2 separate regions of the Mus musculus genome follow, and region 2 is linked to region 1. Evidence: chromatin contacts called from ENCODE POLR2A ChIA-PET data. All regions are on one chromosome and are shown on one strand. Each heading gives the region's core, a stretch centred on a gene start or an enhancer-like site at or near the end of the contact. The rest is flanking DNA. Distances are from core to core; before and after follow the strand shown.

Region 1 (4,484 bases), core at 773-3,272:
AAAGCAGATAACCATGCAGGCGGGACTCCTGTTCGGGATCACCCTATGGCCTTGTCCCCCTGTCCTGTGGCTGCATCTAACCATCCTTCACCCCTGGCGCCTATCTTCAGAAGAATTCTAAACATCCTCCCACACTGTTGTATAGCCATTGTGGACACATGCACACATACCTGTACTGTCAAGAATGATCCCAGGTCCTCCAGCAGCTAGTGTCTCTGAGATCTGGGCTCAGGCTGTACAGCTTTAGCTAGAGGGACCCTTTCCAGCCTGTTCCATATTCTCCCATACACCCTGTTTCTCTGGATGTGGCCTCTGGTGGATGCTTGGCTTAGGGGTTCCCAAGCCAAGACCACCTAAGTCACTCCCACCCTCAGCATCGCTGCTGAAGCTGTGGTATCGGGAGCTGGAAGAGCCCTTGATTCCTCATGAATTCTACGAACAATGCATTGCGCACTACGAGAGCCCGGAGGCTGCTGTGGCCGTGGTGCACGCGCTACCGCGCATCAACCGAATGGTGCTGTGCTACCTCATTCGCTTCCTCCAGGTATGCATGATCTGCATCCAGTGCCGCACCACGCCCACCTACCATCCTTCCCAGCCAACCTTCCACTTTGTTCAGCTCATCCCCTAATAGCTACGCCTACCCTCCACTCTGCTCTCCTCTCCCTTCACCCGGACCCCCTCACACAGGTGTTCGTGCAGCCAGCCAACGTAGCCATCACCAAAATGGACGTCAGCAACCTGGCTATGGTGATGGCACCCAACTGCCTGCGCTGCCAGTCGGATGATCCTCGCGTCATCTTCGAGAATACACGAAAGGAGATGTCCTTCCTTCGAGTGCTCATTCAGCATTTAGATACCAGCTTCATGGAGGGCGTGCTATAGCACGCGGGCTATGGACGCCTGCTAGGGTGACACCCGGGAAGGTGGGAGGGAAGGCCCCAGCGCGAGGCAGCATGCCAGGCCCCGCCAGACGCCGGCCCCGCCCTAGGCCCTCCCGGGGCCAAGCAGCCGCGCCATATCTCGCGGCCAGTTCCTGCAGGTACCGGCTCGCCCTGCCAGTCGCAAGCCAGCCCCGAGAAGTGCCTTCTGTTTCCCGGAGCCGAGCGACACTGCCCTCCTGGTCGGCTGAAGCACATACCGCGTTGCTCAGGGCAACAGGACCTTGTCCCCTCTTCAGGGCAATCCTCCACCAAGGCACTCTCGCCCTGATCCCTCCCACCCTAGTCTAGGGGCCTCTGGCTGGGGCCAGAAGGAGAGTTAGAGGCGTTCTGGAGAGCTGTGCTGGCCACTACTAGGACTTGGCTCCGTCGGCTCGATGCCTAATAGGTCTTTGTGCAAGGGGAGGCCCCAAACCAAAGCCCTCTGGGTTAGGGCCAGGGCTAGGCAGGCTTTCTTGGGGCGGGTGAGGGAGGGCGAGAGGTTTTTTGTTTTTTGACTACAGAATCTATCCGATACCCAGCCTACTTGTGTATAAAGATATAAATAGAACGACAGAACTAAGTTTGCTAAGGACATAGTTTTAACCAGATGCTATTTAGCTCTTGAACTGCCATTGCGGTCCTCGCGCTGAGCAAGTTAGCACCACCCTCCTTTGACCTCGCGGCCTCTGACCAAACTCCACACACGGGCGGCGCGTGGATGAGACCTGCCTGGACTCGTTTGCGTTTTCCATTCTGGAATCTGAGTTCCAACAGTTGTCAAACTTCATTTCTCCTGTTTATATATATATATTTTTAGAGTTTTTATTTATTAAAAACAAAAGTCCCGTCATGCGGAGGTCCTGGCCTCTCTCTCCAGGGCCTCTCGGCCGCAGGCGCTCCCTCGTACGTGTGGCTCGAGGGGACAGTGCTCCGTGTGAATAAAGTTCAAGTGCACACTCGCTGATTGTGTTTCTTTCAGGTTACTTCTGACAAGGGGGCGGGGGAGTCCACGTCTGGCAGCTACTTCCGGGGGCGGGATAGACAGCTCCGCCCCTCCGAGCACGTGTTGCCGGCGGAACCCAAAGCCCCAGGCACAACACTGTGTGATCCGCTTCCGGTGTGGAAGAATGTGGCCGCCTAGTGGGGCAGTGCGTAACTTGGCTCTAGTCTTGGCGAGGTCGCAGAGAGCTCGGACCTGCAGTGGGGTCGAGCGTGTCTCCTACACACAGGGTCAAAGCCCGGAGCCCAGAACCCGCGAGTATTTCTACTATGTGGATCACCAAGGCCAGGTGTGCCTGGCGTGTGACAGAGGGAGGAGACCTGAGGGGACTGCGGAATCCATCGGCACCGGGTGGGGAGTAGTTCTAGAGGCGAGACCTGGGATAGGTGCTACGCGTGGCTTTGAACCTTTCAAAGCCCAGGCTGGAAGAGTTAATTCCGGGGCCTTCCGCTTTCACCGCATCGTAATCCCGCGCACACTAGCCTGTCCTAGCAGCAGTCCCAGAGCCGAGTGCTTGCTCGCGATTGCTAGGGACAAGCGGCTGTCAAACCTGCTGTAGAAAAAGGGGTGAGGGCTGCAACCCTGGAAACCTGTCTGTAGATGTGGGGAGAGTCCGCAGGGCCCTTCCACATGCCCCCCTGAACACATTAGACAGAAAAGCAAGGACAGCGAACACCACCGGCTTTCTTGCCAGGACTTACTGTCCACTGTGTCCCTTCTGCAGCTTTTCCTAGATGACTCCAAAATGAAGAACTTTATCACCTGCTTCAAAGGTATTGCTTACTGCACTGCTCCCTCGTGTCTCTCTCTACCCTTCAGGGCCTCGGCTCCCCGACTCTGAGGGAAGGCACCATCCACGAGGGGGGGCCGCTGTCTCGTGCCAGTGCTGGTATTCCCAGGAAAAGGAGCGTGTCGGGGAAGCTGGGTCACCGAGCATGATCGTGCCTTTTGTTCCCACAGACCTGCAGTTCCTGGTCACTTTCTTCTCCCGTCTGAGACCCAACCACAGCGGGCGCTACGAGGCTTCCTTCCCCTTCCTCTCGCTTTGCGGCAGAGAGCGTAACTTCCTGCGCTGTGAAGACCGGCCAGTGGTCTTCACGCACCTCCTGGCTTCCGACAGCGAGTCACCTCGTCTCTCCTACTGTGGCGGTGGCGAGGCGCTGGCGATACCCTTCGAGCCGGCTCGCTTGCTACCCCTGGCGGCCAATGGGCGCCTGTACCACCCGGCCCCGGAGCGCGCAGGCGGTGTGGGTCTAGTGCGCTCGGCCCTGGCCTTCGAGCTCAGCGCTTGCTTCGAGTATGGGCCTAGCTCCCCTACGGTCCCCTCTCACGTACACTGGCAAGGTCGCCGCATCGCCCTAACTATGGATCTGGCCCCGCTGCTGCCCGCTGCCCCGCCGCCCTGAGACTCCAGCTGGGGCTGTGTGGGGAGGGTTAGAGCAAACTCTGGGTTTTGTAGTACTCGCAGGTTACCCCTCTGCTCCAACACTCTAGATTAACTTAGATGTCCGCTGTCACCTGCACGCTGGTGACTGAGAGCGCGTGCGCGCAGAGGTGAGCCCAGGGTGGTTGGCGCTGTCCAAGGTTCTGGTGCTGCCCTGCTATCCTCTGTCCCTACAGAGGTCCTCTCTCGGCCACCTCTAACCCTTACACCGGCTTTGCGTCCCACGGATTGGCCTGCGCTGGTCACGTCAGGCAGGGCGGCAGGCGCAAGGCGCGCGTGGGCCGGTGCGCGTGCGCGCCCACCCCAACCCCCCCCTCCGCTTCTCCAGTCTTGCAGCCGCAAGCACCGCGGGGAGTCGCTCGCCACTGGAGCAGGTGAGGGGGTGGGGGGAGATCCTGGCCCAAGGTCACCGGGCTTGGGGGCGGGATCGGGACCCTCTAGGTTCTGACTGCCTCACCGAGAAAAGGTCATAGGATCTGGCAGTGGGAAGGGGATGGAAACCACACCCTCAATGAGCAGGCTCGGACCCACTGGAACGGGAGGGGGCGGTTAGGGGAGGTAGTGCTGCTTAAAAGCGCCGGATCGCAGGGGCTGCCAGAGACCTCCGCTGGGCCCGACAGAGGACACAGGACTCCTCCCCACCCTCTTCCCGCCTAGATAGGCATCCAAGAGACCGACACCCCACTCCTGCTCAGGATTAGAGGTTCATGTCCTGATAAAAGGATCTCTGCTGGGCTCATCTAATAAGGGGCCCTTATTCCTGACATGGCTGTCTTGCTCTGGTGCACATCTGGGCCTCTGCATAAGCAGCAGCTCTGATCCCTAATGCACAGATCAAGGCTTTGCTACTGAAGGCTGAACAGCTGTGCAAGGCCTGGAGCCAGGGACCAACCAGTCATTCGTGTTCCAGGAAATAAAACCCAGAAACCTAGCAAGCGTCCCCACTTCTTGGGGCTCCACATGTCCTGAGATCTAGGAACTGCCTTTGCCTGCGCCAAAGCTATTCCATTAAAACTTTACTGCTGTGCTGCCTCATCTCTATTGACTTTAAATGATCATGTGACTTACAATTGGTGCAAAATTGAGACAAACACCAAGGCCACTTAGTACAATTCAA
Region 2 (4,484 bases), core at 774-3,273, 94 kb before region 1:
TTGCTGCTTGTGCGTTCCTTTCTGCAGCATTTAGAACGTCTGTTTCCAGCCGCATTGCTGAGGGGGCTGGAGACAGAGCAGGAGCCCTCATCCATACCTAAGAGCAGAGCCCAGGATGACTCAGCAAGGACGTGCTAAGTGTGAGCACAGTGGAGATCCCCAGGGCTTGGGTCTGCAGCACTGCGGGGTGTGGAAGGCTCTGAGCTCTCTTGGTCTGGATACAGATGGAACGCTGTGTGCAGTCCTGGAAGAGCTTTGGGCCATTTTATTTGTCTGCAAGTGGAATTTAAATACGACACAGAGAAATGAAGACATGAGCTGGAGATGACCTGCCACTAGCTTGATGGCCCAAGTTCCATCCTCGGGACTCAATAGCCGAAGAGAAATGACTCCTTTAGAGTTTGTCTTCTGACATCTCTACAGAGGTCTTGACACATGCAGCCCTACAGACATACAAACTAAATAAGCAAAATATTCTGAAGGCTCATTTTCACCATTTTAAAAAATGTGTGTGTGTGTGTGTACACATGAATACTATTGATCTCATGGAGCTGGAGTTATAGGTGTTTTGTTTTGTTTTGTTTGTTTGTTTGTTTTTTGGTTTTTTGAGACAGGGTTTCTCTGTATAGCCTTGGCTATCCTGGAACTCACTCTGTAGACCAGGCTGGCCTTGAACTCAGAAATCCGCCTGCCTCTGCCTCCCAAGTGCTGGGATTAAAGGCATGTGCCACCTCTGTCAGGCATTATAGGTGGTTTTGAGTCACCTGACATGGATGCTGGGAATTGAACTTGAATCCTCAGGAAGAGCAGTATTTACTCTTAATTGTCAAGCCAAGGTAAAAAAAAAGTTTGGTTTTTTTTTTGTGTGTGTGTGTGTGTGTTTTTCTTTTTAAAGTAAAGAACTGGTGTCGGGCAGTAATGGCCCACGTCTTTAATTTCAGCACTAGCAAAGTGAGGCAGGTAGATAGCTCTGAGTTTGAGGCTAGTCTGGTCTACTGATCGAGTTACAGGACAGCCGGGGCTACACAGAGAAACCTGTCTCAAAAAACGAAAACATGAACAAACAAAAACAACAACAACAACACTGAATATTCCGAAGTCTGGGAGGGTGACAAACGCACTTGTAATGTGTTAAAGACGGATTTTAAGTTTGAGGCCAGCCCGGGTACACAGAGCAAGAGCTCGTCAAATACAAAAAACCCAAATGGCAGCTGAGGATGTAGCTCAGTAGGTAAAGGGCTTTCCTAGAATGGGTTTCACCTCCTCAGCTGTGTAAACCGGATATGGTGCCTGTAATCCTCGCACAAGAGAGATGAAGACGGGATTAGAGTTTCAAAGTCATCCTTCGCTACATAGGGAAGTTGAAGGTCAGCCTGGGCCATCTGAAATTCTCTCTCTTAAAAAAAATTAATAAGAAGTTAAAAGGGCCATGGAGTGGGTAGAGGTGCTCTCTGTGCAAGCCTGATGATGCGAGTTCCGTCATTAGAACCCATGGTGAAAGGAGTTGTCCTCCGATTTCCACACGGACACTGTTGGCACGTGCGTGCACATGCTTCACACACAATACACATTACAAAAAAAAAAAAAAAAATAGAAAAGAGAGCACATTTAAAGCTGTGCCTGAGTTACTACGAGAATAGTCAAGGAAATAAAAGGAGGAAAATAATAAAGGGAAGTTACAAACATGGAATACGCAGAGTATTTTAGACAATAGCTACCTTTCCAGAGTCAAGGAAGAGGTATATCTCAAGCTTAGGAACCCCAGCAGGGCTAGAACTAATAGAGTCACGCCACACCCACGTTAGGACACACCTGAGGTGACCCAGACCTCCAGAAGTGGGCGGGTACAGGTGAGAGCGGAACGGCCGGCTAGCGCGGCATCGGGGGCGGGGCCTCCGACAGAGGCAAGGCTCCCTCGGAGCTCCCGAGGGGCTGCGCGGTGGCGCAGGCGCATTGCAGCCTCGCGGGCGGCGCCCCCTGGCGGCGCCACCATCCTCGCGGGGGCGGAGTCGGAGGCGGGGGGTTGCGCTTGGTGACGGGGGACGCGCGGCCGCAGCGCACTGGACCAGCGGCGGAGACCCAGGACGTGAAGCGCTGGCTGCGGCGGCGACGGCGGCCGGGAGCCGCCGGGAGCTGGGGCGCAGCGTGCGGTCGGTGATGAGGGGCAGTGGCGGCGCTCCGGGCGCAGGGCCGGCTGGTGAGAGCGCGGGAGGTGGGCGGCGCGGGCCGGGAAGATGGCGGAGAGGCCTCGCTGCGGCCCCACGGCCTGGCCCAGGCGGAGGCCCCCCAGTCCAGTCGTGCTAGAAATCGGGGCCCCAGGTGACCCGGTAGGGGAGGGTCCGCAGGAGGACGCCGCGGCCAAGGGCCAGGGAGTGTGAAGGCGGGTTTGCGTAAGAGCAGGGGCCCGAGGGTGGTGGGTGTGAGGGTGCCATGGTCTGCACGCGTGCCCGGCCTTTGGATGGGCGTGAGTGCGTGTGTGTCCCTGGCCAAGATAGTTGTGTGCGAGCCCTTTGCTTGAGGTGGTTGGGGTTGGGGTGGACCTGATGGTGGGTGTGAGATGTGAGGGTGCCCGGCCTGCAGACAGGTGTGTGTAGTCAGCCCGAGGACAGGTGTGCGTGCGTTCTGTGTCCAGGCCCAGAGCCGGTGGTGTGCTTGTGCCCTTTCTGTGCACTGGGCTCCGGTCCGTTTGGGGGTGGTGAGAGATAGTGCTTGCCGAACGAGGATCTTGCGGGCTAGGCTTTGTCCGCGATGCCCGGCAGTCGGTGGGCGTCTCTGGGTCGGGTCGTGGCTTGCTTGCGCGTGGTGCGCCCTGGCTTCGCGGCAGGGCCTCTGCGGCAGGCTCGGGTGGTCCTCTCCCCGGCCTTTCAGACTTGGAACTCCCTGGGCGCCTGCTGTTTGGCAGGCGTGGGGTGGGTGGGGGCTGCGAGCCGGCAGGCTGTGCATCCCGGGCCAGGCAGGCTGTCTTTATTTTAAAACGTGCTGCCCGCTTCGGGCGCGGCAGCTGTGGGTGTGTTCCATGCTGCTGCTCACCGCAGCTGCTGTGGGCGCTACGCAACCTTCAGCCGCAAAAATGCGGCTGGACCCCCTCCCCCTTCAGTGTTGTTCGGGTTGGCCAGGCCTCCAGTGACCTCTGCAGAAAAACGTACAGTTGCAAGGCTTCAGTTCCTCCCGTGGTGCAGACAATACGGACGTTTGTCTTTGGGAGCTAGGGAGGGCAATTGAGCACTGCGTCCTGGGCGCAGTCTGTAAACAGCAGGTGGTTTTGTCCCTGCTCCCCTTTTTACAACGAACGTGGGGGGAAGGGAATTAGAAGGAGAGGTGTGACTGGATAGTCCGGAAAGCCAGTCTTCAAGGGATTCTGAGTGCCTAGGAGGGAATAGAGAGATGTGACTCCTTCCAGCTCGTGGTCTAATCAGCTGTCTTGTAAGAGTCTGGAGCAGAGTGAAAATGAGTGCTGGTTCTGGAGCCAGACTGACCGCCCTTGAGTCATGACTCCTCCTTTACTGGCTTTGTGGTATTAGGTAAGGTCTCTCTGCCTTTGGTTTCTTGGCTGTAAAATGGGTACACTAATAGTATTGGTCTCAGAATGCTGTTGTGAGGACTCTGTGACTTAAGACTTGTAAAATTTTTCACACCTGGGAAGTTTTGAGTGTTAGGAATTGTTCTTGCTACGAAATTGCAAGCTGTCAGGGTTAGGTATAGGTTGGACTGTGTGTTACAAAGTGCATAAACTAAGTGTGTGTGTGTGTTAAAATTGTAATTTCGTCTGAATTTTGCTATGTGCTCAGGTAGGTTTCAAACTCATGATCTTGTCTGGCATGCATTGCCATGCTTGGCACAAAGTACTTGTGTGTGTGCAAGTATGTATGTGTGTGTGCATACATGTAATTATTTTCATTTTGTGTGTATGGGCTAGTGTGTGTGTGTGTTTAATTATTTTCATTTTATGTTTGTGCCAGCTCTGTCGAGTAGAGGTCAGAAGATAAATTTTAGGAGTTATCTCTCATATCAAAGTGCCCATACGCACTGACACACACATCTAGCTGGTTGGAAGCAAATCTTTCTAAAGAAAAAAAGAACAATTTTATACACTTAGATAAATTAATTGCATAGAGTTGCTTTAAAAGTCTCTTTGGTAAGGAAACCTCTCGTGCAGCACACAGATTGCCACAGTGCTGACCGGGAGACGTGAGCTTGGTGTTGCCAGAGGGAAGGGGGCATGCAGGCCCTGGGCAGTGAGAGCCAGGCCTACAGTGTTGTACTGCACAGTGTTACCTTTGAATTAAGAAAGGTAACCTTATTAAGGATAAACTTTGACACTGAAGACGTAAGTAACAAAATGAGAGCCAGGTTTTACCTGTATGGTAGCGGGCCTTGGTAAATTACCGGAAGAAGTTCAGATAGACTTTAAACCAAAGTGAGGGGGATTGCTGTGTTTTTCAAGGAAACAGTTAATCTAGTCATTACGTTTCCCTCTTTATCTC

Evidence for each region. ChIA-PET counts read pairs that join two places held with the same protein, here RNA polymerase II (POLR2A).
Region 2: POLR2A ChIA-PET joins it to region 1 with 27 read pairs in embryonic stem cell. The contact joins the promoter of Arhgap39 here to the promoter of C030006K11Rik in region 1. POLR2A ChIA-PET finds 5 or more read pairs at or near these places in 3 of 5 experiments (Patski and embryonic stem cell).

Annotation. Positions count from the first base shown.
Region 1 is chr15:76,721,383-76,725,866 of GRCm38, reverse strand. C030006K11Rik (RIKEN cDNA C030006K11 gene) reads left to right here and starts at 2,022. Exons shown (of 3, transcript NM_145472.2): 1 at 2,022-2,212; 2 at 2,648-2,696; 3 at 2,884-4,402. The coding sequence starts at 2,051. The coding sequence ends at 3,329. Arhgap39 (Rho GTPase activating protein 39) reads left to right here. Exons shown (of 12, transcript NM_001168288.2): 11 at 375-544; 12 at 691-1,882. The coding sequence ends at 885. Lrrc24 (leucine rich repeat containing 24) reads left to right here and starts at 3,694. Exons shown (of 6, transcript NM_198119.2): 1 at 3,694-3,741.
Region 2 is chr15:76,815,705-76,820,188 of GRCm38, reverse strand. It overlaps Arhgap39 (Rho GTPase activating protein 39), which reads left to right and starts at 2,023. Exons shown (of 12, transcript NM_001168288.2): 1 at 2,023-2,197.